Regions from separate parts of the Homo sapiens genome. Here regions 1, 2, 3, 4 and 6 are each linked to region 5. The links are chromatin loops, found by intact Hi-C in ENCODE. Cell type or tissue: OCI-LY7. All regions are shown on one strand. Region 1 overlaps MYH11 (myosin heavy chain 11). Region 2 overlaps CEP20 (centrosomal protein 20). Region 3 overlaps ABCC1 (ATP binding cassette subfamily C member 1 (ABCC1 blood group)). Region 4 overlaps MYH11 (myosin heavy chain 11). Region 5 overlaps ABCC1 (ATP binding cassette subfamily C member 1 (ABCC1 blood group)). Region 6 overlaps ABCC1 (ATP binding cassette subfamily C member 1 (ABCC1 blood group)).

Region 1 (5,000 bases), 350 kb after region 5:
TTCAGCATATCAATGCTCGGGCCAGGCCACACCAACAGAAGACACAGTAAGAGACAGACACTTAGGTCTATCCACGGCGACAGCTACAAATACAAGGAAAAGGGTCAAGTTCAGGCACTGATGATGTTGGCATGGGATTTTCCAGAATGGCAACTGACTCTCAGTGAAGCGCTGAACCAAAGAACAATCTTCTCTAGAGTCACACAGATGGGATATTCTTGTATTAGAACAACATTTTAAACACTTGTTAATGCTTTCATTTAAAAGCATAAAAATCTAGACCAGGCACAGAGTGGCTCACACCTGTAAACCCAGCACCTTGGGAGGCTGAGTTGGGAAGATCACCTGAGGTCAGGAGTTTGAGACCAGCCTGGCTAACATGGTGAAACCCTGTCTCTACTAAAAATACAAAAATTAGCTGGGCGCAGTGACACATGCCTGTATTCCCAGCTACTCGGGAGGCTGAGGTGGGAGAATTCCTTGAACCCGGGGAGATGGAGGTTGCAGTGAGCCAAAGTCACACCACTGCACTCCAACCTGGGCGACAGAGTGAGGCTCTTGTCTCAAAAAAAAAAAAAAAAAAAAAAAAGCGTAAAAATCTAAAGTCATAAAGGTTAGGTTCTAAGCCTGGCTAATTACAAACAGATTTTTACCTCCATGAGTGGCAGGTGAGACATTGGAAGAGTCATAAGGGATATAGACAAGGATTGGCATCAGAGACTCTCCAGGTCATTGCAGGACTCCCAAAATATCCTTGGCCCCACTGTTCACTAACAACAGCGGCCCCCCCCCAACATGTGACAAGCCAAATAATGGCTTCCACCGATTTCCAAAATCTCCATAGCAGATGTGCCGCCTCCACTGAGAAGCACTGCGTTTGCATGTTCCAATTCTGTGCAATGTTTCTAGCCTGTCATAAATGGAAGCACGTGCAAGACAAATCCCTAAAAACATCCTCCACTCACTGGCGTCCCTGCCATCTTGGGAAGGAGAGTGAAGAAGGTGCCTGGGCCTTGCCTGTGACCAGCCGGCTCTCCCTGGCTCCATCTGGGATATGGTCATCCCAAATCACTCTACTGCATGTTTCCCAATGGGGAAAGTTTGAAGGTTTTGTCAAGGACTGAGCAAGCCTAGGGGATTGTGTCCACACACGCCAACACTTCCCACCATGTTATGTCATGATGGGGGAAAAGGATGAAATCCTGTCTCACCTGTTGAGGAAACAGGAAAAGGGTTCATGCCAACAGATGGAGGATTGGGTTCCATCCTTGGTTTCATGGCTTAGCTGAGGCAGGTAGATAGGGCCATCTTTGGAGATACTTGTTGAGCCTCTAGGGCCAGGAACATGAGCCATTCCTGCCTAAAGGACATCCTACACAGGGCCTGCTTGGGCAGTGTGGCCAATGCATACTCACCTGTCCCACAGAAAAGGTTTAATCCATAGTTGGATGATGTGGATGTTTTGGAGCAGGGTGGGGTCTGGGGAGGGAGCCCTCTAGCCCCTGAATATGGAAAAACCTTCTTTCTGCTTAGGGCCCTACCTCTCAGGAGCAACGTCACGTTGGACAAGTCACTTGATCTCTTTTAGCCTTAGTTTTCCCAGCTTTAAAATGGGGATAGTGGGCTGGGTGTGGTAGTTTACTCCTGTAATCCCAGCACTTTGGGAGGCTGAGGTGGGAGGATTGCTTGAGTGCAGCAGTCTGAGGCCAACCTGGACAACACAGTGAGATCCTATCTCTACAAAAAAAAATTTAAAAATTAGCCAGATATGGTGGTGCATGCCTGTAGTCCTAGCTGCTTGGGAGGGTGAGGTCATGGGGAAAAGGGGATTGCTTGAGCCCAGGAGTTCAAGGTTACAGTGAGCTGTGATTGCACCACTGCACTCCAGCCCTCGCTGACAGAGCAAAACCTTGTCTCTAATAAATAAATAAGTTTTTTTAAATAGGGATAGCCATGATGGACTACGGTCATTGCAAAAGCCGAATGAAATTGATCTGTGAACATGTTTTACACGTTCTGTTGCTGTCAGGCCTGGGGTGGTTTCAGCTCAGCAGATGTTGGTTCCGCCTGACAACTTGACCTGTGGGGTTCTGAGTGTTCGCAAGAATCTCCCCGCCCCACCTCCCATCCTCTGTACCATCTGCCTCCTGCTTGCCCACAGCATGGGGTTAACGGCTGAAGTTGGGCAGCAAAGCCTGAACTGTGTTTTCCTGTTGGCAGGGCAAATTCATCCGCATCAACTTCGACGTCACGGGTTACATCGTGGGAGCCAACATTGAGACCTGTATCCTTTCCCTGAGCCTGGGCCAAATGGGTACCCCTGCCCCCTACCAATCTCCTGCCCAGAGGCTGGGAGAGTCCAAGAGCCACCTCTATCTTTCCAGCCTCTTAGGTTTCTTCCAGAACAAATCTCCCCTTAACAGCAGGCATTGTGGTGCAGTGGTTATACATGTGTGGACCGGACCCCTGGTTTGAACCCTAAACAAGCAGCCTAGGCTGCATGTGATGCTCAAATGATCTGTCCCTTAGCTGAGTGACCTTGGGCTGGTTACTCCACCTCTCTGTGCCTCATCAGCAAAATGGGGATGATAATGAATGGTACCTGCCTCATAGAAATGTGAGAATAGAGTGAATGAACTCATATAAAGCTCTAGGCACCATGCGAGGTGCAGAGTAAGGGCTGGCTACGTAGTGTCTATCGTATGATCTTCACTTCATCCTTATTCAGCCATTGTCCGAGGCCAAATTCTGGACCTGTCGTCCTCTTAGAGAGTTGGTCTGTGATCGGCTCCACTTCTTAGGTAGGAAATTGATGAAAACAGAGTTTACCCAGAAGAATGCTGGTATCGCAAGGAACAAGTAGAGCATCTCTTTCATGAACCTGAGCGGTGAAGTGGAGCCAAGTTAGAAATTTCTGGACGTGGGGGAACAACCAGGTCTAGAGTTCAGTGACTGATCAGCCTCAGGAGCTTTGCAGGCGGCCCTAGGGCTCAGGCTTCCTGTGGAACACGTGCTTGGCAATGTATAGGACCTGGGGGCCTGACTTAGCTTCTTTCTGCACCTGAGGTCCTCTAGCAGCACCTAGTGGTCCCATTTTTCCACGTTATGTGCCCTGGATAAGAGGGTGGGTTGTGGAGTAGCTTCCTCTCCACTGTACTTGTCTAAGCTGTGGGGATTTGGGAAAATCACTGAAGCTCTCTGGGCCTCAGTTTTGCCTCGGTAAAATGGGGGTGATTGCACCTAGTTTCTGGAGCTGGTGCAGGGGTTAAATGAAATAATATGCATAATAATATGCACAGCCCTTGGTACGGTACTGGGCCCAAAGTGAGCATCTCATAGGTGGTGGCTATTGCGTTAACTCAATGTTTTCTACGTTTCTACTTTAATCTGCCCAAACCAGCCAGGATTCCCATCCTGCAGCTAGGAGGGCTGTCAGGCTTCGGTCAAGTCCAGAGCCAGGGCCCTCTTGTCCTGCAGCCCTGCACACACCTCTCAGCAATTCATTTCCTGTGTTTAGAGCGAGCCCCAGGCATAGCCCCGTCCTTCTGGCCTCAGCCTTCCTTTTAGATCAGTGGTTCTCAAAGTATGTTTCCAAACCAGCAGCATCAGCATCACTTGGGAGCTCTTTAGAAACACACATCTCAGCCAGGCACGGTGGTTCACGCCTGTAATTCCAGCACTTTGGGAGGCCGAGGCGGGCAGACCACTTGAGGTCAGGAGTTCGAGACCACCTGGCCAATATGGTGAAACCCTGTCTCTACTAAAAATACAAAAATTATCCAGGCGTGGTGGCATGCACCTGTAGTCCCAGCTACTCAGGAGGCTGAGGCAGGAGAATTGCTTGGATCCGGGAGGCAGAGGTTGCAGTGAGCCAAGATCACACACTGCCCTCCAGCCTGGGTGACAGAGCGAGACTCTGGCTCAAACATACGTGCGTGTGTGTGTGTGTGTGTGTGTGTATGTGTGCGTGTGTATACCCATGTACACCATGAGAAAGTCTGAGAATCACTGCTTTCCAGATTGGACATGGGCTGTGGTAGCCCGGGCACTGCTAGCTGGCTTTAGGACTTGAAGAAGACAAGGTCTGCTGATCTAGCCCCATCATCCCGCACCATCATGCTTAGTGCTGTGGAAATCCACCCAGTACAGTAGCCCAGCCTCCCAGCTGCCCTCTCCCATCACCCCGGACCCTGTGATCTCCATGCCACCCTCACCTGCCCTCCCCTCTGCTCTCCCTCCTGCCACCCCGCATCGCGGAGAAGCTCTCCTGAAATTAATTAGTGTGGCGTGTTTACGGTCTCTCTCGCCTCCATCCCGTCAGACCCCACTCTTGGAACAGAGGGCATGGAAGACAGCTTTGCCACTTGTTAGCTGTATCATCTTGAGAAAGGACTTCTCTTCTCTGAGCCTCAGTTTCCCCTTATTGAAAACACCGATAATAGTTGCACTTATTTCCTAGCATACTTTGTGAGGCTTCAGTGAGACAATTTATATCAATCATTTCACACAGGAATGAATCATAAATCATAGGATCATAGATGGTGTCATTATTTGTATTCTGTCATGTCTGAAGACAGCTCATTTTAAAGAAGATTTGCTGGTGATGGCTGTTAGGGGAACATCTCGTTACCATTACCTTCTTCCTGGAGCCTTTTTATGCTTTTTCTTTTCACTCTATTCCCCTCCCTTTTTTTTGCATCTGAAGTCTGCTGGCAGCACCCAGCGGTTCCATTTGTCCATAGGGGCAATGGTCAAAGTTAGACATTACCGATCCCAGGGGTAGAACTGGAAAGTCATCCCATGTGAATTGGGTGTGACAGGGATGGAGGTGGAAGACCAGAGGAACACCCGCAGTATCCCCAGAATCCCTAACTCCCTCCAAACCAGATCTGCTAGAAAAATCACGGGCAATTCGCCAAGCCAGAGACGAGAGGACATTCCACATCTTTTACTACATGATTGCTGGAGCCAAGGAGAAGATGAGAAGTAAGTGACTAGCA
Region 2 (5,000 bases), 250 kb after region 5:
ATGCCTGTAGTCCCAGCTACTTGGGAGGCCGAGGCAGGAAAATGGGCGTCAAACGGGGAGGTGGAGCTTGCAGTGAGCCGAGATCGTGCCACTGCACTCAGCCTGGGCGACAGAAGCGAGACTCCGTTTCCAAAAAAAAAAAAAAAAGTAAGTTTGAGAGAGGATGAGGAAGCAAAAAAAAAAGTTGCTAAAACGGCTTTATTTTTTAAAAGTTAGGTAACTTCTTTAAGCCCTTGTTTCTCACACTTCAGTGATTGGCATTCACAGAGTTTGCCATAGTCACATATTACTCATATTATTTACTTACAGATCTGCAGTGCTGCATCTGAAACCACTGAGGCCAGATACATGTTTGAAAATCCAAATGCTGTCGGGTTTTAAAATGACATGCCTGTAGTCCTAGCTACTTAGGAGGGTGAGGCAAGAAGATTACTTAAATCCAGGAGATTGAGGCTGCAGTGAGCCATGATCTTGCTGCTGCACTCCAGTGTGGGCCACACAGCGAGAGTTCTTTTTTTTTTTTTCGAGACAGAGTCTCACTCTGTCGTCCAGGCTGGAGTGCAGTGGCGTGATCTCGGCTCACGGCAACTGCCGCCTCCCAGGTTCAAGCGATTCTCCTGCCTCAGCCTCCCAAGTAGCTGGGACTATAGACGCATGCCACCACGCCTGGCTAATTTTTTGTATTTTTAGTAGAGACGGTTTCACCGTGTTAGCCAGGATGGTCTCGATCTCCTGACCTCATGATCCTCCTGCCTCGGCCTCCCAAAGTGCTAGGATTACAGGTGTGAGCCATCGGCCCAAGACTTCAATTCTTTAAAAAAAAAAAAAAAGTAATATGGTACATCTACCAAATACTACATGTATGTGCCAGGGAGTCCTAAAGTAGTATTCCACAATCACATTAATATTTTCTTTCTCTTTTTTTTTTTTTTTGAGTGCAATGACATGATCTCAGCTCACTGCAACCTCTGCCTCTTGGGTTCAAGTGACTCTTCTGCCTCAGCCTCCTGAGTAGCTGGGATTACAGGAGCATGCCACCACACCCGGCTAATTTTGTATTTTTAGTAGATACGGGGTTTCTCCATGTTGGTCAGGCTGGTCTTGAACTCCCGACCTCAGGTGATCCTCCTGCCTTGGCCTCCCAAAGTGCTGGGATTACAGGCTTGAGCCACCACACCCAGCACATTAATGTTTTCACACAAAGTAAGATAAAGTCTGTAATAGCCTTGTTAATAGCCTTGTTAGGTCAACCCTTGCCATCTGATGATTTTTTGCCAGATATATGAAGAGAATCCAGTTTTCAGAATTTTGCATTTCAGAATTACAGGCAAGTTATTGTGAGGCCGCACTTTTCTTTATCTTTTTGAAACTTATTTTAAAAGATAAACCTTAATCCATGAATTTGCAAGTTGCCTCTCCCTTCTGCACTCAAGCGATCCTCTCACCTCAGCCTCCCAAGTAGCTGGGACCACAGGTGCATATTACCTTCTGTGGCTAATTTAAAATAAAATTGCTGTAGAGCTAGGGGACTCGCTATGTTGTTCAGGCTGTCTCAAACTCCTGTTTGAGGCCAGGCTGGCCCCCCAAAGTCCTGGGATTACAGGCCTGAGCCCCCATGTCCAACCCAAAATTTTAATCACAAGTACATTTTTTTGAATATTTATTTAAAAAATAAAACTTTTAACATTTAAAAATCATCTTGAACCAGTTAACACTTTGGGGAAGATTAAAGTAAACAAAGAGACCTGTTTTATATTACTAGGTGACGCTTTCATAAGAGTTGCGGCATCTTATTAAATAAAGAAACTTACTTTCCTGGTTTCCCTGTGGCATGGAAAAATTAGTGTGATATTATTCCAGAATTTGGTAGCTTAGAACAACAACATAGATTATTTGTGGAATATTCGGGGATTTGGGATTGGCTTAGTCACGTAAGTCTAGCTCAGGCTCCCCCTTGAGGTTGGAGTCAAGATGCCAGCCAGGGTTGTAGTCGGAAGCCTTGAATGTGGCTGAACTATCTGCTTCCAAACTCATAATGATATTGACAGGCGGCCTCAATTCCTTACTGCATGTAACTTTCCAGGGCTGCTGAAGTGTCCTGAGGCATCTGACTTCTCCCAAAGGCAGCAATCCAAGAGAGAAAGCAAGGAGGAAGCTGCAGGGCCATTACCACGTGGCCTCTGAAGTCAGCTTTGTGCCAGTTAGAAGTGAGTTCAGCTCACACTCAGAGGGCAATGAGATTCCATCTTTGGAAGGGAGCGTCGTACTGTAAACCATTATACCAGCTAGTAAATAGATACATATCTCAAAAAATAAATCCTCCCCACAAATATATACACCTACTATGTACCCACAAAAATTAAAAATAAAGATTAAATCCTTTTAATTGTGTTTTCAAATTTGAGATTGGAAACAAAGGAAAACATTTCCATTGTACCACTCTTGATTGTCAGCAGAGCAGCTTTCCTTGATGCAAGAGTACTAATATAAATTCCCAGGCAGCACACTGTAAGGAAAACAATATGGGATTTGGGGTTCAAGTGTAAACTTTGTTTACTATCTGGGGGAATCTCTAGCAAATCTCCTGGCTGTGGTTTTCTCCTTTATAAATTGCAGTTGATGATCTTGACATTACACGATGAGGATTAGATGAGAAGAGGTATACGTTCTGTAAACTATAAAGAAGATTTTAAAATAATAGGTAATGTAAATATTAATCTAAATAAATGTTAGCTACACAGGAGCTAACATTTATATACCATTTCATATGTGCCAGGCACAGTAAAAAACACTTGACATTTATTAACTCATTTAGTGCATAACAGCCCTATAAGGGAGGGACGGTGCTTATCCTAATTTATAAAGGAAGAAACATTTATGAGGCTGGAGAGGTTAAGAATCTTACACAGAGTCCCACAGCTAGCAAATGGCAAAGCCAGAATTTGAACTCAGGTCACCTGGCTCTCAGGACCTAAGACTTTTTCAGGGCAAGGACTTATTAATCAAGAGGTGTTTATTGAATACCTGTTGTGTATTAGATGGGGTTAGGTATTGGGAAATACTCTACTGGACTTTGGAGTTTAAAAGAGATTCCTGTGGATTGATAGAAATGATATTTCAGTGTAGATGAGGTTTAAGTTGTTAACATGTTTTCTCTGGGTTTTAAAATTGTCATGAAATTAAGTGGTACTCTTAAATTTAAAAGTATGAACAATTTGCATTTTGGATAATCATGCCGCTTTTTAAAGTCTAGTGAATCACTTGGTCTTTTTGATGTCAGAGGTTACCTTTTAAAGAATAAATGTTTTAAGCTTTTCCCGTTTATGCAGATTTATTAGCTTTTGGTTTTGTTTTGTTTTCTTCCTGCTATAGACCTCTTTTATATGGGATTTTAGCCCATTTCTTGCGTGGAACTAAGGATGGCATCCAGAATGCATTTCTGAAAGGGCCTTCACTTCAGCCTTCAGACCCAAGTCTTGGCAGACAACCTAGTAGAAGAAAGCCAATGGGTATGAGTTTTCCAAGATTCATCATTTAGCTGTCAGCAAATATGTTTTCTTCCTATATATTTTTCTTTTGGAGTCTTTACTGAGCTTTTGAGTCATAGTTTAATTCTGCTTATATCTAATATGTCTAGCCTATGTTACTCCAAGAAACAGAATGCTTTTTGTAAAGAATCTTGGACAGGGAAGGGTGGGAGGCATAACTGGGCAGAATTCTTAGATGTAATTTCTTTATAGAAGTATTTAAAACTCTGGGCTAGGCACAATGGCTCATGCCTGTAATCCCAGCAGTTTGGGAGGCCGAGGCAGGTGGATCGCTTGAGGCCAGGAGTTTGAGACTAGCCTAAGTGACATGGTGAAACCCCATCTCTATTTTTTTAATTAAAAAATTATATTAATTAAATTTAAAAAAAAACAAAAAAATACTGAAAACTCCAATTTTCATGTAAATTGTAAGTATTTGGAGCAGCTTAGATCCTTGGTATACTGAATAAATAGCTTTTTATCAAGTGATTATTTTTTTTCCTCTCCATGACTGCAAAATAAAAGGTAAGATTGCTAAATACAGATAGAGAAGTCATTTGCATTTTTAGGATACTGTTTATGTTACAGTGGAAGTTACCTACAAGTTACAGATTGTTAGGAGAATCGCCCACATTTCTTTCAGATTGCCTGTTTTTTAAATGAGCTTTTGGTAGCTTTTAAATTTTTATGTATTTTTTTGAGACATAAAAATACATAAATTTTTATGTATTTTTTTGAGACATAAAAATACATAAATTTTTATGTATTTTTTCTAGTCACTCTGTCGCCTGACTAGAGTGCAGTGGTGCTATTATAGCTCACCGTAACCTTGAACTGCCGGGCTCAAGCAATCCTCTCACCTTCTTGCCTCAGCTTCCCAAGTAGCTAGGACTTCAGGCACCACACCCAGCTAATTTTTTAATTTTTGTGGACATGGAAGTCTCAACCGTGTTCACTAGGCTGGTCTTGAACTCGGTCTTAAGTGATTTCCCACCTCAGCCTCTCAGAGTGTGGGGGTTACAGGCACGAGCCTGTACCTGGCCCTGACTTATTTTGATTATCCCAGCAATGGGATCCCATTTTCACCATTTGAATTGAGTGGGTTATAGCTCAGTGTTTTCAGTTGTGGTAGAGAGCTGATCAATTTTTTTTTTTTTTTGAGACAGAGTCTCGCTCTGTCGCCCAGGCTAGAGTGTAGTGGTGTGATCTCGTCTCACTGTAAGCTCTGCCTCCTGGGTTCATGCCATTCCCCTGCCTCAGCCTCCCAAGTAGCTGGGACTACAGGCGCCCATCACCACACTCGGCTAATTTTTTGTATCTTTAGTGGAGACAGGGTTTCCCTGTGTTAGCCAGGATGGTCTTGATCTCCTGACCTCATGATCCGCCCACCTTGGCCTCCCAAAGTGCTGGGATTACAGGCTTGAGCCACCGCGCCCAACCAAGAGCTGGTCAATTTTTAAGGACAGTTAAAGG
Region 3 (5,000 bases), 120 kb after region 5:
ATGGTGGCTCACACCTATAATCCTAGCACTTTAGGAGGCCCAGACAGGAGGATCACTTGAGACAAGGAGTTTGAGGCCAGCCTGGGCAACATAGGGAGACCCTGTCTCTACAAAAATAACAAACTGGCCGGGGGTGGTGGCTCATGCCTGTAATCCCAGCACTTTGGGGGGCCTAGGTGGGTGGATCACCTGAGGTCCGGAGTTCGAGACCAGCCTGGCCAACATGGTGAAATCCCATCTCTACTAAAAATACAAAATCAGCCGGGCGTGGTGGCGCATGCCTGTAATCCCAGCCTCTCGGGAGGCTGAGGCAGGAGAATCGCTTGAATCCAGGAGGCAGAGGTTGCGGCAACTCAAGATCACACCATTACATTTCAGCCTGGGCAACAAAGCGAAACTCCATCTCGGGGGGAAAAATAAAAAAATAAATAAATAAAAAATAAATGTAGATGGGCATGTTGGTGCATGCCTACACTCCCAGCTACTTGGGAGGCTGAGGCAGAAGGATCATTTGAGCCCAGGAGTTCAAGCCTGCAGTGAGCTGTGATCTCACGCCAGTGAAGTCCAGCCTGGGCAACAGAGTATGACTCTGACTCTAAAATTTAAAAAATGAAAAATTAATTTAGAAAAATAAAGATTCATGGTCCTTGGCAACCTGGCTCCACGTTGTCTTTCCTGACCCCTCTGTCACATCCACTCTATCCCCCCAACCTTCACACCGTGTTCCTTCACCGAACACCTTGTCCTCCCTGCCTGCATCCTCCCCTTAACCTTCCACCCCTCCCTGGACACACTGTTCACCCTGCTCAGAATGTCCTGCCTTAAACTTGTTCTCTCCTTTTTTTTTTCTTTTTCTTTTTTGAGATGAGGTCTCGCTCTGTCCCCCAGACTGGAGCACAGTGGTGCGATCTCGGCTTACTGCAGCCTCCACTTCCCGGGTTCAAGCAATTCTCCTGCCTCAGCCTCTTGAGTAGCTAGGACTACAGGCGTGTGCCACCACGCCGGCTAATTTTTTTATTTTTAGTAGAGACGGGGTTTTGCCATGTTGGCTATACTGGTCTCAAATTCCCGACCTCAAGTGATTCTCCCGCCTCAGCCTCCCAAAGTGCTGGGATTACAGGCATGAGCCACGATGCCCAGCCTCCCTCCTCTTTTTACAATACTCAAGGGCTACACTCTCCGAGAACTCTCTGTTCAGGGCTCAGAAGCTGCAGGTTGCAGGGGCTAAAAGCATGGCATCTGGGGTCCCACCCCTGACTCGGCTGCACATTAGTGGTGTGATCTTGAGCAGGACACTTAACCTCTCTTGCCTGGTTTCCTCACCTGTAAGATGGGAACAAAGCAGGACCCATCTCACAGGGTTGTTGTGAAAATTCAATGAATTTCAAGACACGTGAAACACCAAGAATACTGCCAGGTACATACATAGTAAGTGCTCAATACACACCAGCTGTAATTAATAAAGTTGTTTCCTTGTCTCTGTCACTCACTAAGTTGTGTATCCCCCGGGACAGAGCAGTTTCCTATTTAGCTTAGCAACCCACCCCCTATGCCAGATAGTGAAAACTCAAGGCCATTAGACCCCAGGCAGTTAGTATATAAGTGACCAAAGTAGCCAATGCAAGAGCAAAGTGTGGCAAACGCAACAAAAGGGGGCATCTGCCACTCAATCAGTGGCAGGGAAGACAATAGGGCATGGTGGGGACTGTGGCAAACTGGACAACACATGCCCCATCCAAAGACTGCAGCTGGGGCTGGGAACAGTGGCTCATGCTTATAATGCCAGTGCTCTGGAAGGATCACTTGAGGCCAGGAGTCTAAGACCAGCCTAGACAACACAGTGAGATCCCATTTCTACAGAAAAATTTAAAATTAGCCAAAAATAAGCTGGGCGTGGTGACACACACCTGTAGTCCCAACTACTCAGAAGTCTGAGGTAGGAGGATTGCTTGAGGCCAGAAGTTTGAGGCTGCAGTGAACTATGATGGTACCATAGCACTCCAGCCTGGATGAAAGCGAGATCTCATGTCTTTAAAAAAAAAAAAAAAAAAAAAAAGGCTACATTTAATTTATATCCCAGCTCCAGCTGATCATTGCCTTAAAAAACTATGATTCTAGTCTTACGAGTTATTACTTTTGGTCTCCACTGAGCCCAGCAGATGGCCCAGGGGTCACAGCCAGCTCCTACTTACCATGGTGATGCCCAAGAGAGTTGGGCTGACCAGAAACACTGGGGCCAGGAATATGCCCCGACTTCTTTCCCAGAAAGAGTAGAAGAGGTCTGCCCAGCAGACGATCCACAGCAAAAATCCCAAGGCCTGGAAGAGAAGCACATACATATCCTACAACAGACCGCCCTGGAACCTCCCCCAGGGCCTGCACGAACAGCTCAGCCCCAGGGATAGGAGAACCAGCCAGCCTTCAAATGATCAGCCACAGTCCTAGGACATGGCACATATCCACTGGAATAAGGACAAGTCCTCGGTATGGTGAGCTGGCATCCAGGCCGGCACGTGATGGTCTGTAATCAGCCTGCTACGCCCCACTACCTCCAACAGGACTGTTTGTCTGGTCACCATGCTCCCCGGTGCCTGAACACTCAAGAGCTCAGCTCACAGCTCATCTCTAGCTGCAACTCCGGCGCACTGCACAAGAAAGCCCTCCACGACAACCATTCATTCAACCAGTATTTACTGAGAGCCCTCTACGGGTGGGATATGTTTCAAGGTGCATCCATTCTCAAATGATTCAGAAAAAATAAATTATAGCATGCATACAGAGAGAGAGAACAAAAGCTCATGATAAAACAAATGTAGCAAAAGATTAAAAAATCAGTGAATACAGGCCAGATTCATGCCTGTAATACCAGCACTTTGGGAGGCCGAGGCAGGAGGATCACTGGAAGCCAGGAGTTTGACAACAGCCTGGGCAACAAGGCGAGACCCTGTCTCTACAAAAAATTGTTTTAAATTAGCCAGGCATGGTGGTGTATGCCTGCAGTCCCAGCTACCAGCTACTCAAAAAGCTGAGGCAGGAGGATGGCTTGAGCCAGGAGTTCAAGGTTGCAGTATGCTGTGATCATACCATTGCACTCCAGCCTGGGCAAAAGAGCAACACCTTGTGTCAAAAAAAAACAAAAAACAACAACAAAAAAAAAAAAAACAGGAAACAGTGACTATGAGTGATGGATAGAGAAAATCAGGCAGCAGTTCCTGGTATCATCGCAACTTTTTTTTTTTTTTTTTTTTTTTGAGAAGGAGTCTCGCTCTGTTGCACAGGCTAGAGTGCAGTGGCACTATCTCAGTTCACTGCAACCTCTGCCTCCTGGGTTCAAGGGATCCTCCCACCTCAGCCTCCCAAGTTGCTAAGATTACAGGCACATGCCACCACACCCAGCTCATTTTTGTATTTTTAGTAGAGACAGGTTCACCATGTTGGTCAGGCTGGTCTCAAACTCCTGACCTGCCCGCCTTGGCCTCCCAAAGTGCTGGGATTACAGGCGTGAGCCACCACGCCTGGCCCATTATTGCAATTTTCCTGTAGCTTTAAATTATTTCAAAATAAAAGCCAACTTAAAAAAAAAATTAGGGGCCAGGCGTGGTGGTTCACACTGAGCATCCCAGTACTTTGGGAGACCAAGGCAGGAGGACTGCTTGAGGCCAGGTGTTCAAGACCAGCCCGGGCAACACAGCAAGTCCCCCCTCTCTACAAAAAATAAATTAAAAATTGGCCAGAAAAAATCTATATAAATATATTTAATTAAATAAAAAGGAGATCGGCTCAGTAAGAGGGGAAGAGCTGATAATCTCCCAGGAATGCCTTGAGAACAAGCCTATCATTCCTATTGCATAAACAGGGAAACTGAGGCTTGGGGAGGTTAAAAAATTTGCTCGAGGCCAAATACTAAGCGGCAGAGCAAAGATTTGTACCCATGTTTGTCTCCAGAGCTCCAGTTTTCACCTCCCACATTATTCTTCTGCCTTCTAGAAGAAGGAACTTAGGGTCAACTAAGTAGAAGAGAAATGTCAGTTATCACCAACCACCACTCCCCGTCCAGGTGCACCTTCCCACCCCCCACAACGAAACCCCCCAGTGACTTACAGTTTTGGTTTTGTTGAGAGGTGTCATCTGAATGTAGCCTCGGTCATGTCGGGAGAGATAGAGGAAGTAGAAGGGGAAACAGGCCCAGAGGTAAAAACAAGGCACCCACACGAGGACCGTGTTCTGAAAGCACTTGGTGAAGTCGGGGTTGCTGGTATTCCACGTGACATTCCAGTCCTGCGAACACAAACACAGGCGAGGGGTCAGCAGGACACACCCCAGAGGACAGGAGCTCGCCTGGAGCATGAAACCAGCTGCCACGGGGTTTGAAGAAACAGACAAGGCTCCTATATATCCAAGGACCTTTCAGGATGAACACGCAAACTAAAAAGATCAGTAGCCAGAAAGACTAAGAAATGAGGAACAAGGGATAAAGGTATGTGGTGTCTTCTGCACTCCCACCTGAGCAACAGAGACCCTGTCTCAAAATAAATAAATAAAAATAAAGCTCTCTTAACAGGAGCATACAGGTCAGGTGCAGTGGCTCATGCCTGTAATCCCAGCACTTTGGGAGGCCAAGTGGGCAGACCACTTTAGGCTGGGAGTTCGAGACCAGCCTAGGCAAGATAGTGAGATGCTGCCTCTATGAAAAACACAAAAAGTGGCTGAGCATGGAGCGTGCCTGTATTCCCAGCCACTCAGGCGGCTGAAGTGGGAGGAGTGCCTGAGCCTGGAAGGCGGAAGTTGCAACGAGCTGAGATCATGCCACTGTACTACACCCTGGGCAACAGAGCGAGACCCTGTCTCTCACACACACACACACACACACACACACACAACAGTGCATACACACAAAAAAACCCACCAACAACAAAAAGGTATGTAGCATCTCATCTCACATTAACAGTCCCCAGAACCTGTGGCAAGTCCCACTGTAGTACGAAAGATGGAGAGAGCCA
Region 4 (5,000 bases), 360 kb after region 5:
CTCCCAAAGTGCTGGGATTGCAGGCATGAGCCACCGTGCCTGGCCTGGGGTTTTTTGTTTTGTTTTGGTTTGATTTTTGGAGGGGTGGGTAGAGACAAGGCTTCACCATGTTATCCAGTATTCTCTGGTCTTGAACTCCTGGGCTCAAACAATCAGCCCACCTTGGCCTCCCAAAGTGCTGGGATTACAGGCATGAGCCACCATGCCCAGTCCCCAGTGTTCTCAATGTACTTTGGCACTTGTTTCCCCTTTAACCACAGAGACCAGACTCCAGGCCCAGCACCTTCGGCAGCCCCAAGCATCTAGCTAGAATTTGGTAATACTGTTTTCCTTGTATTTATATTTATAATTGCCATCTATTTATGGCAAGTGAAGATGATTTGTCACTGAAGATAGAGAAAGTTTTCTATTAAAACAAATGTAAGGAAAGAGAAGGAAGTAAATTTAAAGAAAATGATTAAGCAAATAATGGAGCAGATGGTACACAGAGCAAGCATTCAGACGATGGCGTGCAAATGACGAACTCTCATAGGAACCAACTTAGTCCTAAATGTACACCAACCCCATTTATAAACCAAGAGCTACTTCCAAACCCTCCATCAAGGGGCCTATGGAGAAGGGGGTGGGTCAGGCTTCAGGCTGGAGCTTCATGAGGCTCCAAGTGACCAGGGGACACCAGGATTTTCCCCACCACATTGGGTTCTGCAGCCTTGAACTCCTGGCCTCAAGATATCCTCATGCGCCACCATGCCTGGCCTGGTTATACTGCTTCTAATGTATTTTGAAGATAAAAAATAAAATCACCTAAATTGTCCATCCTGTGTATCCCTGGTGGTACACATGTCTGATGTTGGAAAGTCCTGTTTCTTATTCCTCAGCAAGAAGAGAGGTGTAAGGCCACTGTAAAAAATTAGCACAAACTTGATGCCTTAAAACAACAGGAATTTATTCTCTCCCAGTTCTGGAGGCCAGGGTTCTGAAATCAGGGTGTCGGCAGGAGCCGGGCATAATGGCTCATGCCTGTAATCCCAGCACTTTGGGAGGCCAAGGCAAGAGGATCGTTTGAGGCCAGGAGTTCAAGACCAGCCTGAGCAACATAGCAAGACCCCTTCTCTACTAAAAATTTAAAAAAAAAAAATTTTTTTTTTTTTAAAAGACAAGATGTTGGCAGGGGTTGTTCCTCCTGGAGGCACTGAGGGAGATCTGTTCCTTGCCTCTGTCCTGGCTTCTGGTGGCTCTGGCTGTTCCTGGCTTTTCCTTGGCTTGTCTCACTCCAGTCTCTGCCTCATCCTTCATGTGGCATTCTACTCTGTGGGTCTTCTCTTCTGTCCATCATAAAGACACTTGACATTAAATGTAGGGCCCACCAGGTTAATCCAAGATGATCTCATCTTGAGATCTTGTACTTGATTCCATCTGCGAAGACCGATTTTTTCCAAAATAGGCCACGTTCAGGCTGGGCGCGGTGGTTCACGCCTGTAGTCCCAGCTCTCAGGGAGGCAGAGGCGGGAGGATAGCTTGAGCCCAGGAGTTCGAGACCTGCCTGGGCAATATAGTGAGACCCCGGTATCCACAAAAAGGAAAAAAAAATAAATGTAACCCCCCAAATTAGGCCACATTCACAGGTTCCAGGTGGACATATTTTAGAAAGACCAACATTCAACCTAATATAGGTGGCTTCCACTCTTTATCACCTACTAGGCCAGGCCCTTGCTCAGCATCTTACAAGACCTAAACTTCACGAAGCAGGTACTACTGTTACCATCTCCGTTTTGCAGATAGGGAAACTGAGGCTCATGGGACTTATTGAGACTCATGTAGAGTCTCTATCCTCTATTCATCCATGATTCATCCATCAATCCATCCTCTATCATCCATCTATCCTCTACTCATCCTTCCATCACCCATCCATCCATCACCCATCCGTCCATCCATCTACCCACCCATCCATCCATGAACCCATCCTCTATACATTTATACATTCATCCATCCATTCACCCTCCATCTGCCATCCATCCATCTCCCTCCCTCCCCATGTGTATCTGGACCCGGAACTAGGATTTGGAAATTCAGAGATAATGAGATTTATAAGAAGCAAAGCTGGGATTTGAACTCAGGACTCTCTAACTGCAGAGCGCGTGCTTTGCACCAGCACACCAGGATGCTGCCAGCCGTCACCACCCTTGCTGTGTTGTGTCTCCTCACTGGTTTACTTCTTTGCTGTCTGCTAATTCTGCCCCAAGGTTCATCTCTTATGGCCTGGGAGTGGTGGCATTCTTTTGTCATTTCTGGAATTACATTTAACTATACCAGAAAGTGCAAACCAATGGTTCCTGAGCCCACAGGAGAGATCGGCCACTACAACCTTCAAAATTTTTAGAAATTGGTTCCTAAAGTTTAAATATGGGTAGGCCGGGCACTGTGGCCTATAATCCCAACCCTATGGGAGGCCAAGGCACATGGATCACTTGAAGTCAGGAGTTTGAGACCAGCCTGGCCAACATGGTGAAACTCCGTCTCTACTAAAAATAGAAAAATTAGCCGGGTGTGGTGGCACACGCCTGTAATCCCAGCTACTCTGGAGGCTGAGGCAGGAGAATTCCCCTGAACCTGGGAAGCGCAGAGGTTGCAGTGAGCCGAGATTGCACCAATGCACTCCAACCTGGGTGACAGCAAGACTCAGTCTCACACACACACACACACACACACACACACACACACACACACACACCAAAAAACATGGGTACACTTCACATAAAAACTCTGGGTTTCCATTATCTAGAAAAATCAGAAGTTCCAGCAACACTTGGCTTATATCCCCTGTGGCAATGACGGAGTAGCTGCTGGCCCCTTCAGATGGGTTTGTGGCCTCCTTGGGTCCCCACAGTCCTCATTAGTTGGCTTTGTTCATTTAGACCAGTGGTTCTCTGCCAGAGGTGAGTTTGCCTCCCAGGGGACATTGAGTAGTATCTGGTGACATTTGTGGTTGTCACAACTCTGTCAGGGTAACCACCACTGACATCTAGTGGTTAGAGGCCAGGGATGCTACTAAACTTCCCATGATACCCAGGACAGCTCCCCACAATAGAGAATTATCTGGCCCCCAATTTCTGCAGTGACAAGATTGAGAAACCCTGAGTTGGCCGGCTCGCCTGGGCTGTGCAGGCATTTCAGGAATCTTTAGTTTAAATTGACACTTTTAAAACTGTGAGTGCAACTCTTCATAGTTTACAAAGACTCTTTCATAGATGTTATGGTTAAAAGGAAGTGTGTTTCCAAGCCCTGTCAACAGCAGCTTCATTCATTTTGGGGAGAAGGCTTTCTACCATAGTAAGTGGGAGCAAATGGATGGGTGGTCAGCAGCTGGGTCCTTTTGCTGAGCTGGGCCAGGGACCCCATGGCGTGAGAATAGCTGTTGTGAAGGGCCTTGTAATGTCTGGTTTGGCCTGAGGAACCAGAGAAGTCTGGGATCTCTAGGCTTTGTTCCTGGAACATAGTGACTGATTTGAAGCCAGAACTCTGGGTGATTTGTACCTGAGTTAAGCTAAGCCAAGAATTTGCATTAATCATCATCCATCCATTCATCCATCTACCATCCATCCATCATCTGTCCATCCATCCATTCATCCATCCATCATCCATCCATCAATGCTGTATCCATTCCTCCATCAATTCTCCATCCATCTATCCATCGTCTATCCATCAATCCTCTGTCCATTCCATCTATCCATCTATCCTCTATCCATCCATCCATCATCCGTCTATCCTCTATCCATGAATTATTCATCCATCAATCCATCCTCTATTCATCCATCTATCCTCTACTCATCCGTCCATCATTCACCCATTCATCTACCCACCCATCCATCCATCCGTCCATTCATCCATGAACCCATCCTCTATCCATTTATTCATTCATCCATCCATCCACCTTCCACCTACCATCCATCCATCTCTCTCCCTCCCTCCCATGTGTATCAGGACCTTGGAATAGGCTTTGGAAATTCAAAGATGATTAGGGCAGGCCCTCCACTCTCCAGAAACTCATGGTCTTATGGGGATTTCAGACATAGAAACTATTTTAACAGTAACATGGCCTGAGTATGGAGTCAGAAAGGTTCCAAGTATTCTGGGAACACAGCGTTTTTGTTTGGAGACACCTGGACAACAAGTGGAAACAAATGTATATCTTCTTCATCCCAACATGGGCATCTGTTACACCCAGAAGAGTATGTAAGAAGCACAGGGTTTTTATTTCAAAAATCCTTTTATTGACATATGATTTACATGGAGAAAATTGTGTATGCCATAGCGTGCAGTGCAAAGAATTATTATAAACTGAACACGTCTGTGTAACTAGAATCCATTTTAAATAAGACAATGCCACCAGCCCCATGGAAGCTCCCACATGCACCTTCTAAGAACTTCCCTCAATTAAGGATAATCATTATCCTGACTTCTAACAGCATCGATTAGTTTTGCCTCTTCTTGAATGGACGGTCTATATATGGACTTAGACAGTATGTTCTTGTTTCCATCTGTCCTCTTTTGTTCGGTATTTGTGTCTGGAAGATATGTCAGGGTTTTTTTTTTGTTTTAGAGACAGGATCTCCCTACATTGCCCAGGCTGTATCAAGCTCCTGGCTTCAAGCAGTTCTCCCACCTCAGCCTCCCAAAGTGCTGGGGTCGCAGGCATGAGTCACTATGCTGGCCCCAATACATCAGTTTTGATTTGTGGTAGTTGTAGCTCATTCATTCTCACTGTTCTGTGGCAGGGGTTGCTAACACATTTTTCTGTAAAGGGTCAGATAGTAAATTCTTTAGCCTTTGTAGGCCAGACGATCTTTGTTGCAACTCATTAACTCTGCCAGTGTAGCATGCAAATAGTTACAGACAATATGTAAATGAATGAGTATAGCTGTTTTCCACTAAAACTTTATGTATAATAGCAAGCAGTGGGCCAGATTTGGTCCATGGGCTGTAATTTGCCAGTCCCTGCT
Region 5 (5,000 bases):
CATATCTTTAGGCTGATGCAAAATTTTACGGTTTAGACAACAGTGTGCCATGTTATGCACAGACTGGCTCTAGGTATTTGAGGAGCGCAATACAGAGAGTTTAAAAAGTGATTTTGTAAAATCTACACTATGGTCTCTGTTTCTCCAAAGTAAATGTGATTTGTTCCTCACACTGCAGTGAGTAAAAAAGAAACAAGAAAACAATAACATAAATATTGAAGTATGTTTCAGTGTTGGGTGAATTTTGTTTTTAGATGCCAATAAAACTTACTTTTTGATAAAAAAAAATTTAAATAAATATTTATAAATGGAGTCAATGAAATGAGTGGTCTTCTCTGGACAGACACGACAATAAAAGTGAGTTACCCTGGCTGCCCACCCCGGCAGGAAGGCAAGGATAAAAGCAGCATCTGTATCGCAGTGTCTCATCCAATCCTCACAGCAACCCCATGTGGGAGGGTCCTTTCATTATCCCCAGTTTACACACAAGGAGACTGAGACACAGAGAGGGGCGGTAACTTGCCCAGGGACACACAACCCTCCTTTTGAAAAGTAGTTCAGTTCAGCATTTCCTGAGGCCCACAGCTGGATATGGCCTGGGCCAGGTTCACTGGTTTTAGCCTCGGGGAATGCACCTCCCCGTCCAGGGCACACACAGGTGCTGAACCAGGCTGCAGAGCACATGGCCAAGCTCAGGGGCACTGCAGACGGCACATAACAAGAAAACGCCGGGCAACTTTTAGGCAAGACATGCAGCCCTTTTGTGGACGTGCTATAAAATCACAGCGTTGCCGGCGCAGTGGCTCACACCTGTAATCCCAGCACTTAGGGAGGCCGAGGTGGGCAGAACACTTGAGGTCAGGAGTTTGAGACCAGCCTGACCAACATGGTGAAACCCTGGCTCTACTAAAAATACAAAAATTAGCTGGGCCTGATGGTGGGAGCCTGTAATCTCAGCTACTTGGGAGGTTGAGACACGACGATCACTAGAATCTGGGAGGCAGAGGTTGCAGTGAGCCAAGATAAAACCACTACACTCCAGTCTGGGTGACACAGCAAGACTCCTCTGTCTCAAAAAAAAAAAAACAAAAAAAAACCCCACCACCACCGCCAACAACAAAAAGTATTATTTTTTATTTTGTAGAGACGATGTCTCACCATGTTGCCCAGGATCGTCTCAAACTCCTGGGCTCAAGTGATCCATCTGCCTTGGCCTCCCAAAGTGCTGGGATTACAGGCGTGAGCCACCGCGCCTGGCCAAAAAATAAATGTTATTATTGAGCGCTTACAATGCAACTAAGGCAAGTTGCTCTGCTCAGCACTTGAGACCCATGATCTCATCTGAGCCTCACAGCAGCCCTTAGAGGCAGTGACTGTTACTATACACAGATGCAAAGGTGCCTCATGGTTAAAGAAAAGGTTTCACAGGATAACAGGTAGATTCCACTTACGTTAAAAGAAAAAGAAACAAGCAAACAAAAGTGTTGGGGTATGTGGGAATCCACACGGGAAAGTTTTGGGGGAAATTCACCCGAATGCTAATGGGGCCTCTCTCTGGAGAGGAGAGGAACGGGGCGAACAGGAACAAACTGTCTTTCTCCACCATAAACTTCTTTGTTTTTTTGTTTTTCGAGACAGAGTCTCACTCTGTCACCCAGGCTGGAGTGCAGTGATGTTTCTTCAGCTCACTGCAACCTCCACCTCCCGGGTTCCAGCGATCCTCCCACCTCAGCCTCCCAAGTAGCTGGAATTATAGGCACCTGCCACCATGCCAACTAATTTTTGTATTTTTAGTAGAGACGGGATTCACCGTTGGCCAGGCTGGTCTCGAACTCCTGGCTTCAAGTGATCCACCCACCTTGGCCTCTCAAAGTGCTGGGATTGCAGGCGTGGGCCACTGTGTCCAGCCCTGTATTGATTTTTTCTTTTTTAAAACAACAAGTGTATCTCTATTTTATAATTTATGTACATAATTGAAGGGGAGATGCTATAACAACACAGTGAGCGGAATGGAGAGAAGTATGTGGAACTTTCTATCTATATATAAAAATACATGCAAATACAGAATAGTGGTAGGACTAATGAGGACAATTACTTTCTCTTGGGTTTGTCAAACACGATCCTTCTAAAAATATAAAAGTCAGTCAAAAGTAAAATGCTTTTAAAAACTGAACTCAGGCCGGGTGTGGTGGCTCACACCTGTGATCCCAGCACTTTGGGAGGCTGAGGCGGGTGGATCACGAGGTCAGGAGTTCGAGACCAGCCGGGCCAACATGGTGAAATCCCTTCTCTACTAAAAATACAAAAATCGCCTGTAATCCCAGCTACTCAGGAGGCTGGGAATCGCTTGAACCCAGGAGAAGGAGGTTGCAGTGAGCTGAGATCATGCCACTGCACTCCAGGCTGGAGCGAGACTTAAGTCTCAAACAAACAAAAAAAAAACTGAATTCAATCTAACTGAACGCTTTAACTGGGTGAATTCCATGGCATGTGAAATTCACATGTCAATGAGGCTATTATAAAAACTAATGAAATAAGTTAGCTGGGCGGGGTGGTGGGTACTTGTAATCCCAGCTAATTGGGAGGCTGAGGCAGGAGAATCACTTGAACCCAGGAGGTGGAGGTTGCAGTGAGCTGAGATCGTGCCACTGCATTCCAGCCTGGGCAAAAAAAAAGCCAAATTCCATCTAAAAAAAAAAAAAAAAAAAACCTAATGAAATACCTTGTAAGTGAATTAAATTCAGTGTCAAGTTGGAAGCCGCCGGTGTAATACACCCTTGGTTCCTCACGGGGGCACTCACGCCATTCTTACAATGCTCACCCGTGACATGGGACCTGGTTCACCCAGTCAGAATGTTAAAGGAGTGGGCCGAGGTCACCTCTGTGAATTCCTCAGGAGGACAGACCTTACAGAGGCCTTGGTCTCACTCCCAAGGGGCATCTCTCCTCAGGAGGCCGGGTAGCATGACTCCCATGGCACTGGATAGGGTCTCTGAGGAGGCACAGGCTCAACGCCTAGGTCTGCCATTTACCAGCCATGTGATCTTGGGCAAGTAACTTCAGCTTTTTGTCTCAGTTTCCTCACCTGTAAAATGGGGGTAATAGTAGCATCTAAATTATAGGGCTGGGCTGGGCATGGTGGCTCCCGCTTGTAATCCCAGCACTTTGGGAGGCCAAGGCAGGCAGATCACTAGAGCTCAGGAGATCAAGATGAGTCTGGGCAAAATCCCGTCTCTACTAAAAATACAAAAATCAGTCCGGTGTGATGGCATATGCCCGTGGTCCCAGACACTCAGGAGGCAGAGGTAGGAGAATCACTTGAGCCTGGGAGGCAGCGAATGAGATCGCACTACACTCCAACCCGGGCAAGAGTGAGACCGTGTCTCAAAAATCAGTCATAGAGCGGGGTAAAGACTGAGTGCATTACTCTATATTAAACGTTTAAGTCTGGGCCTGACATTCTACAAGGCACTATGTGTGTCCCTGTTATCATTAATGTAGGGTGGGGGTGTCGCCAGGCATTATTGTGATTATCTATTATCACTGCTGTTCCTACTTGTGCTGCTGTTCAGGGCCTAAGAAGGCAGTTATTAAGGGCAACGCAACATCAAAGACTGGAGGCACGGGTCCTAGTCCCAGCTGTTCTACCAAGCCACGTGGGACCTTGGATCAGCTGTTGTCCCTCCCCAGGTTCCCTTTTTCTCCATCTATAAAAAGGGGACTGGGGTTCAATAACGGCAGGGTTTCCCAAACTTTGGTCAGTTCCCAGCTACATCATTCGTGTAGTATGCATGTACTCATTCTCTTGTTGTTTTAATATGCTTAATCAAGTCACTTAGACTTAATTTCTCAACTTACTTAAGAGGAAAATTTATTACAATCACAAAAGGAAAAGTAGTATTATTTTCCGTAACAGGAGTCCCCTATACAAATACATAACAGGCCAGGCGCAGTGGCTCACGCCTGTAATCCCAGCACTTTGGGAGGCTGAGGCAGGCGGATCACCTGAGGTCAAGAGTTTGAGACCAGACTGGCCAACTTAGTGAAACCCCCATCTCTACTAAAAATACAAAAATTAGCCAGGCATGATGACAGGCACCTGTAATCCCAACTATTTGGGAGGCTGAGGCAGGAGAATTACTTGAACCTGGGAGGAGGAGGTTGCAGTGAGCCGAGATTGTGCCACTGCACTCCAGCCTGGGTGACAGTGAGACTCCATCACACACACAAAAAAACCAAATTCATAACAAATAACAGAAGGTTATTTCTGATAGACAGAATCCGTCCTGTTGAAGACTCCAAGTGTGAGGGCTGCTGTTTATCTGTCTGTTGAAGGGAGATCATCTCAATTGCTAAGGTGTTAAAGACCTGCTAGCCCCAGACTAAGACTTTCTCTGTGATACCATCAGAAGTTATGAAAGAGAAATAGAGGGGGAAACTTCTTCACAATGTGAATACCTTCTGAATGCCCTGACAGCATCCCACAGTCTCGTATATGGATACCCCAGATCTTGGGTAAAGCCGGTAAACTATTTTCACCCTAAAACCGGGCTCTAAATAAGTGCTGCAAAAAGACTGGACAAGCGTTAAGATGCACTTCTACCTGGTGAGGTATCCAGCTCAGAGGCAGAGGTGCACAGGATAGGGTCCAGAGATCTCCTTGGGGTAAAGCTACACCAAAGACCAAGAGGTCCAGCCAGGGGCCCTTGCCTACCTCCTTCTCAGTCTCTGAATACTCCTTGAGCCTCTCCACGGCCACGATGTTGGTTTCCATTTCAGATGACATCCGAACCAGCCAGTTCAAGTACGTGGTGACCTGTGAGTGGAAGAGTCACGTGGCATTTCTAGAGTAAGCGGGCGTACTTGACTTTCCTTTTTCTTTTTTTCCACTGAGATAATAGGAAACAAATTATTTTCAACAAGTATGAATTATGGGAGGCTGAGGCGGTCAGATCACCTGAGGTCAGGGGTTTGAGACCAGCCTGGCCGATGTGGCGAAA
Region 6 (5,000 bases), 66 kb after region 5:
CCCCAGGGCCTTTGCACATGCTCTTGCTACTCCCTGGTTGGCCTCTTTACCTCCATCAAGTCTTTCCTCAAGTGTCACCTTCTCAGTGAGCTTGGACCACCCTACTTAAAACTGCAAGCCGCCCTTATTCCAAAGATCTGACTCTTTTCTTTCTATAGCACTTAGGATGGCTTTCTCTAGCACTAGGATTTATTTATTGTGCCTATTTTTCCTTGTCTGTTTCTCTCCGTGAAAAATGAATGTTCCATGACTGGAGATTATTACCTGTAGTATGCACTGCTGTATTGTCAGAGCCTAGGACAGAGCCCAGATCATGGTGCTCAGTGAATGTCTGCTGGATAGATAATGGATGGGTGGGAGTGGATAAATGGGTGGGGACGGGGTAGGTGAATTTGCCTGAGGGCAGAAGAGCACATCACAGGTGTCTCTTCAGCAGTGAAGCAAACCAGGCCTCAGGCATCTCACCACCAAAACGTACCAGCCCCCTTGGTGAGCCAAGTACCAATCGATGCCGGCTGCTGGCAGCACAGGGCACACACAGAGAGGGGACAGGACAACATCATGCGGCCCCTTTCAGGTCCATGGTCCTGGCTTCTCCAGAAGGAGGAGGTCATCTAGCCATCCACCCCTCAGGTGGTAACTGAGCACCCATCATGCGCTGGGGACTGAGGTGGGCTTGGCAACCCTGAGACGCACAGTCTAGTGGAAGCACAGGCTTTAACAGGTTCCCTGCAGGCAGTGTTTGGAAATCCGAAGAGGCTGGTAGGACGGGCACAATGACTGGGGCTCCAGGCAGCAGGAGACTGGAGTTCGCCTTGTAATAGGCGAGGGTCTAGGGTGCAAAAGCCCTTCATACACAGTGAGGAGCACCTGTCCCCTAGGTGCCTTTTCTGAGAAACGTGGAAAACCAATGAATGGAACCCCTACACTCCAGCCCACTCCCTAAAAATCCTGATGCCCTGTGTGCAGTTACCTGCTCTTCCTGCCTACCTGGCATCTATTACTCTGTTTATGGCAACATGCAATTTTCTCTGGGGGAACTGAACTTCTCCCAGTGTCAACCTATGAGCTTCAGCCACAGATGAACCTCCTCCCTCACCCCCTACCTTGGCCCCAAGCCCTGAAAGACATGACCTAGCCCTGGCTGACCCAAGCATCCTATCTCCCTGGCCTCAGTGACTGGCTCAGGAAGAAGCATGTGATCGACCACAACCAATGAGACTCAATCCCATAGCTTTGCAGGAAATATTAGGGGAAAAGAGTAAGACTCTCTGTTCACAGGGGTTGCTGAGGTGACAGGATGATCAGGAAACTACCAGCTAATAAAGAAACCACCATCAAGAAAGCAGAGCTGAGAGTCAGAGACGTTGTTATTCCCAACATTATCTTGGGAACTCCTAGATCCAGCCATGCCTGGAACCCCATTCATGCTTAAAAGTCTTTTTCTAGACTTTTTAGTTTTGTGACTCAAAAATCCCCCTCTTCTCTTACTCTAGTTGATTTAAGCTAGGTTTCTGTTATTTGCAAGACAGTTCCTAATTAATATGATTTATTTCAACCTCTCATTCATTCATGTATTTATTCATTTACCTACATACATTTACAGAGCATGAACTATTTGCCAAGGTCCCTATGCTTTGCTGGTACAAGCACAAAATGACAAGGTCTGACTGGGCATGGTAGCTCACACCTGCAATCCCAGCACTTTGGGAGGCCGAGGTGGGCGGATCACTTGAGGTCAGGAGTTTGAGACCAGCCTGGCCAACATGGTGAAACCCCATCTCTACTAAAAAGACAAAAAATTAGCCAGGTGTGGTGGCGCACACCTGTAATCCCAGCTCTTCGGGAGGCTGAGGCAGGAGAATCAGCTGAACCTGGGAGGTGGAGGTTGCAGTGAGCTGTGATTGTGCCACTGCACTCCAGCCTGGGCGGCAGAATGAGACTCCGTCTCAAAAATACAGAAATGTATAAATATATAAATAAATAAAATGACATGGTCGTGGCAGTGTCTCCATGGGCCCTAGGATATGATCAGCAGAGAACTACAGGACAGATCATTACCATAGAGAATGATGAATTATTCTAACAAAGGGAGATTCAGGGTAAACAGAAGGCAAGAAGCTCACAAATCATCCAAGACAGAAAATGTTAAATATTGACGGCTGCCTGGCGATGCTATTTTAGGAAAGTGCATTAGGTGGACGTGGTAAATGCCAGGTTTGCCATTCCAGAAAAACAGTCCCATCAGTCCCTGGATGGCATCCCTGGCCTTCCCCGGCCTCTGTGTTCCATCACACCTACCGCTGGGTAAACACCTCATCGTCTTTGAAGCACAGGAATGCACACCAGTGGAAAAAACACTCAGGCACCTTCCAGGGGAACTAAAGGCCACATATTTTATCCTAATGTAGTCAGAGGCTTCGATGCCTCGGCCAGGACAAGGTCTCCCCAGCTGACACCCAGGCCCATCTGTTTCTTGCCAAACAGCTCAACAAACTCTGTCTCTGGAAACTCCGGGAAACTAAATGGCAAGAAAGCTCAAGAAAAGGTTAAGTAAAGCCGGTAGCCGGGCTCAGTATTTCACATCTGTAATCCCAGCTACTCCAGAGGCTGAAGCAGGAGGATCGCTTTAGCTCAGGAGTTGGAGGTTGCAGTGAGCTGTGATCAAGCCACTGTACTCCAGCCTGGACAGCAAAACAAGACCCTGTCTCTTTAAAAAAGAAAGAAAGAAAGAAAAAAGAGAAGAAAAGCCAGTCCTGCTCTTAAGCATCTTCTGCTGTGGTTTCCTAATGGGGAACAGGGCAGGAAGTGATAAGCAAAGTTTGGTGACAGCCTGGAAACTGTGGGTTTTGCCAACGAATCCAATGTGCAGAGCAAAAAGCTGTGAGAACACGCTGCCCATCCCCTCCTAAGCGGGACACAAGGCACAGACCAAACCTCATCACCAGCGCCCTCTGGCTTGTATCTTTTCCTCTGAGACAAGACCTTTCAAAATGCCATCAAGGCCAGGTGCAGTGGCTCATACCTACAATCCCAGCACTTTGGGAGACAGAGGCAGGCGGACTGCTCGAGCTCAGGAGTTTGAAAACATCCTGGGCAACAAAGTGAGACCCTGTCTCTGCAAAATTACAGAAATTAGCTGGGCATGGTGGTGCATGCTTGTAGTCCCAGCTGCCTGGGAGGCTGAGGTTGGAGGATTACTTGAGCCTGGGAGGCAGAGGTTGCAGTGAGCCAAGATCATGTCACTGCACTCCAGCTTGGGCGGCAGTGTGAGACCCCATCTCAAAAAAAAAAAAAAAAAAAGAAAAAAAGAAAAAAAAAGCCATTTTGTATGTATTTATGTATGACTCTTACTATCACTTGTATAAAAGTAAAGTAAACAGAATCAAGTAACCATAACTACATGTATGACATGTATCCACCATTACAGTGATACAGACGTGGACTCTGGAAAAACACACAAGAAACATGGAGAGAGGGAAGCAAGGTGACTGGTGTTAGGAGGAAGGGCTTGGGCCTTTCACTATTGACTGTGGTTCTCAACTGGGAGAATTCTGTCCCCCAAGGGGACACTTCGCAATGCCTGGAGCCATTTTCTATTGTCACCACTGGGAAGAAGAGGGAGAGGTACGACTTAGCATCTGGCAGGTAGAGGCCACAGATGCTGGGAAACATCCTGCAATGTGCAGTCCAGGCCCTACAACACAGGGACAAAGGATGACCTGTTGGCGAATGTCAGCAGGCTGAGGTGGCCACGTGCGAAGTCCGGCTGTATGAATACCATCTGGTGCAGCTTTAATTATGTTTCACCATATGCAAATACATTACTTCCTACTTTATAAAGTAAGACCCACCGGGCATGGCGGCTCACACCTGTAATCCCAGCACTTTAGGAGGCCGAGGTGGGTGGACCACTAGAGGCCAGGAGTTTGAGACCAGCCTGGCCAACACGGCTAAACCCCATCTCTACTAAAAATACAAAAAATTGGCTTGGCATGGTGGCGTGCGCCTGTACTCCCAGCTACTCGGACGCTGAGGCAGGAGAATTGCTTGAACCCTGGTGAAACCCCGTCTCTACTAAAAATACAAAACTTAGCTGGGCATGGTAGTAGGCGCCTGTAATCCCAGCTACTCAGGAGGCTGAGGCAGGAGAATCGCTTGAACCCAAGAGGCAGAGATTGCAGTGAGCTGAGATCGTGCCAATGCACTCCAGCCTGGCGAGAGAGCAAGACTCCTTCTCAAAAAAAAAGGAGAGTCCAGGCGCGGTGGCTCACGCTTGTAATCCCAGCACGTTGGGAGATCAAGGCAGGTAGATCACTTGAGGTCAGGAGTTCGAGACCAGCCTGGCGAACATGACAAAAACCCATCTCTACTAAAAATATTAAAATTAACAAGGCATGGTAGTGCATGTTTGTAATCCCAGCTAGTCGGGGGACTGAGGCAGGAGAATTGCTTGAACTGGGAGATGGAGGTTGCAGTGAGCTGAGATGGCACCACTGCACTTCAGCCTGGGTGACAGAGTGAGACTCAGTCCCAAAAAAAACAAAAAAAGAGAGAGTTCATCAACGCACCCCGGTAAAGTCAAGGTATTGGAGTGTAAGAAGAATGCAATGTACAAGGCAGAATGCAGGGGCATTGGAGCTGGAAGTGATCTTAGGGAACATGGAGTTACAGAAGGGCAACAAGATGTCATTTCTTGCTCAACTCTAGGCCACTGGCACCAGTCACCTGGAGGGCTGCTTGAACATAACTCAGTGGGAAAGAACCCCATGAGTGACTGTGGGTGTCTGCTGTGGGCATGAGGAAGGAGGACAGGGCCCAGTATTTGACATGCTTGGAATCTAACCCCTTCATTTTCCATGTGACAAAATCTAGAGCCAGCGAGGTGAGATGACCAGCTTTGGGGTCACACTGTGAGCTGGCAGTAGAATGTGGCAGGTGTCCTGATTCTCAGAAGAACATTCCAGTCCTCTAAGCCAGGGGCTGGCCAACAAGGATGG

Evidence for each region. Hi-C counts contacts between places; a loop is a spot of excess contacts. Peaks named below come from ENCODE experiments on the same cell type or tissue, not always from the same donor. Only the 100,000 strongest peaks of a DNase experiment are listed, where the experiment ranks them.
Region 1: a loop joins it to region 5, with 8 times the contacts of the local background. A loop is called at or near these places in 76 of 110 quality-filtered maps.
Region 2: it touches region 5 in a loop (8-fold over the local background); 92 of 110 quality-filtered maps call a loop at or near these places.
Region 3: it touches region 5 in a loop (11-fold over the local background); 4 of 110 quality-filtered maps call a loop at or near these places.
Region 4: it touches region 5 in a loop (11-fold over the local background); 77 of 110 quality-filtered maps call a loop at or near these places.
Region 6: a loop joins it to region 5, with 9 times the contacts of the local background. A loop is called at or near these places in 12 of 110 quality-filtered maps.

The regions. Positions count from the first base shown.
Region 1 is chr16:15,776,064-15,781,063 of GRCh38, reverse strand. It overlaps MYH11 (myosin heavy chain 11), which reads left to right. Exons shown (of 41, transcript NM_002474.3): 7 at 2,221-2,284; 8 at 4,888-4,986. Among named protein-coding and RNA genes, the nearest start is that of MYH11, 78 kb to the left of the region's middle. In OCI-LY7, CTCF peaks have their summits at 2,890 and 3,098 (motif pointing left); a DNase peak (open chromatin) is centred at 3,043.
Region 2 is chr16:15,872,000-15,876,999 of GRCh38, reverse strand. CEP20 (centrosomal protein 20) reads left to right here. Exons shown (of 5, transcript NM_144600.4): 4 at 3,373-3,509. Among named protein-coding and RNA genes, the nearest start is that of CEP20, 14 kb to the left of the region's middle. In OCI-LY7, CTCF peaks have their summits at 1,743 and 1,949 (motif pointing left); a DNase peak (open chromatin) is centred at 1,959.
Region 3 is chr16:16,007,094-16,012,093 of GRCh38, reverse strand. It overlaps ABCC1 (ATP binding cassette subfamily C member 1 (ABCC1 blood group)), which reads right to left. Exons shown (of 31, transcript NM_004996.4): 2 at 4,102-4,278; 3 at 2,193-2,318. Among named protein-coding and RNA genes, the nearest start is that of ABCC1, 60 kb to the right of the region's middle. In OCI-LY7, a CTCF peak has its summit at 2,771; DNase peaks (open chromatin) are centred at 2,603, 3,183, 4,103 and 4,803; H3K4me3 peaks cover 2,849 bases; H3K27ac peaks cover 3,859 bases.
Region 4 is chr16:15,764,076-15,769,075 of GRCh38, reverse strand. All of the region lies in intron 9 of MYH11 (myosin heavy chain 11), which reads left to right. Among named protein-coding and RNA genes, the nearest start is that of MYH11, 90 kb to the left of the region's middle. RefSeq lists a silencer at 2,870-3,164. In OCI-LY7, CTCF peaks have their summits at 2,839 and 3,040 (motif pointing left); a DNase peak (open chromatin) is centred at 2,975.
Region 5 is chr16:16,125,626-16,130,625 of GRCh38, reverse strand. It overlaps ABCC1 (ATP binding cassette subfamily C member 1 (ABCC1 blood group)), which reads right to left. Exons shown (of 31, transcript NM_004996.4): 26 at 4,715-4,816. Among named protein-coding and RNA genes, the nearest start is that of ABCC6, 95 kb to the left of the region's middle. In OCI-LY7, CTCF peaks have their summits at 2,581 and 2,788; a DNase peak (open chromatin) is centred at 2,815; H3K27ac peaks cover 1,569 bases.
Region 6 is chr16:16,060,076-16,065,075 of GRCh38, reverse strand. All of the region lies in intron 12 of ABCC1 (ATP binding cassette subfamily C member 1 (ABCC1 blood group)), which reads right to left. Among named protein-coding and RNA genes, the nearest start is that of ABCC1, 110 kb to the right of the region's middle. In OCI-LY7, a CTCF peak has its summit at 2,950; DNase peaks (open chromatin) are centred at 2,915 and 3,805; H3K4me3 peaks cover 948 bases; H3K27ac peaks cover 2,395 bases.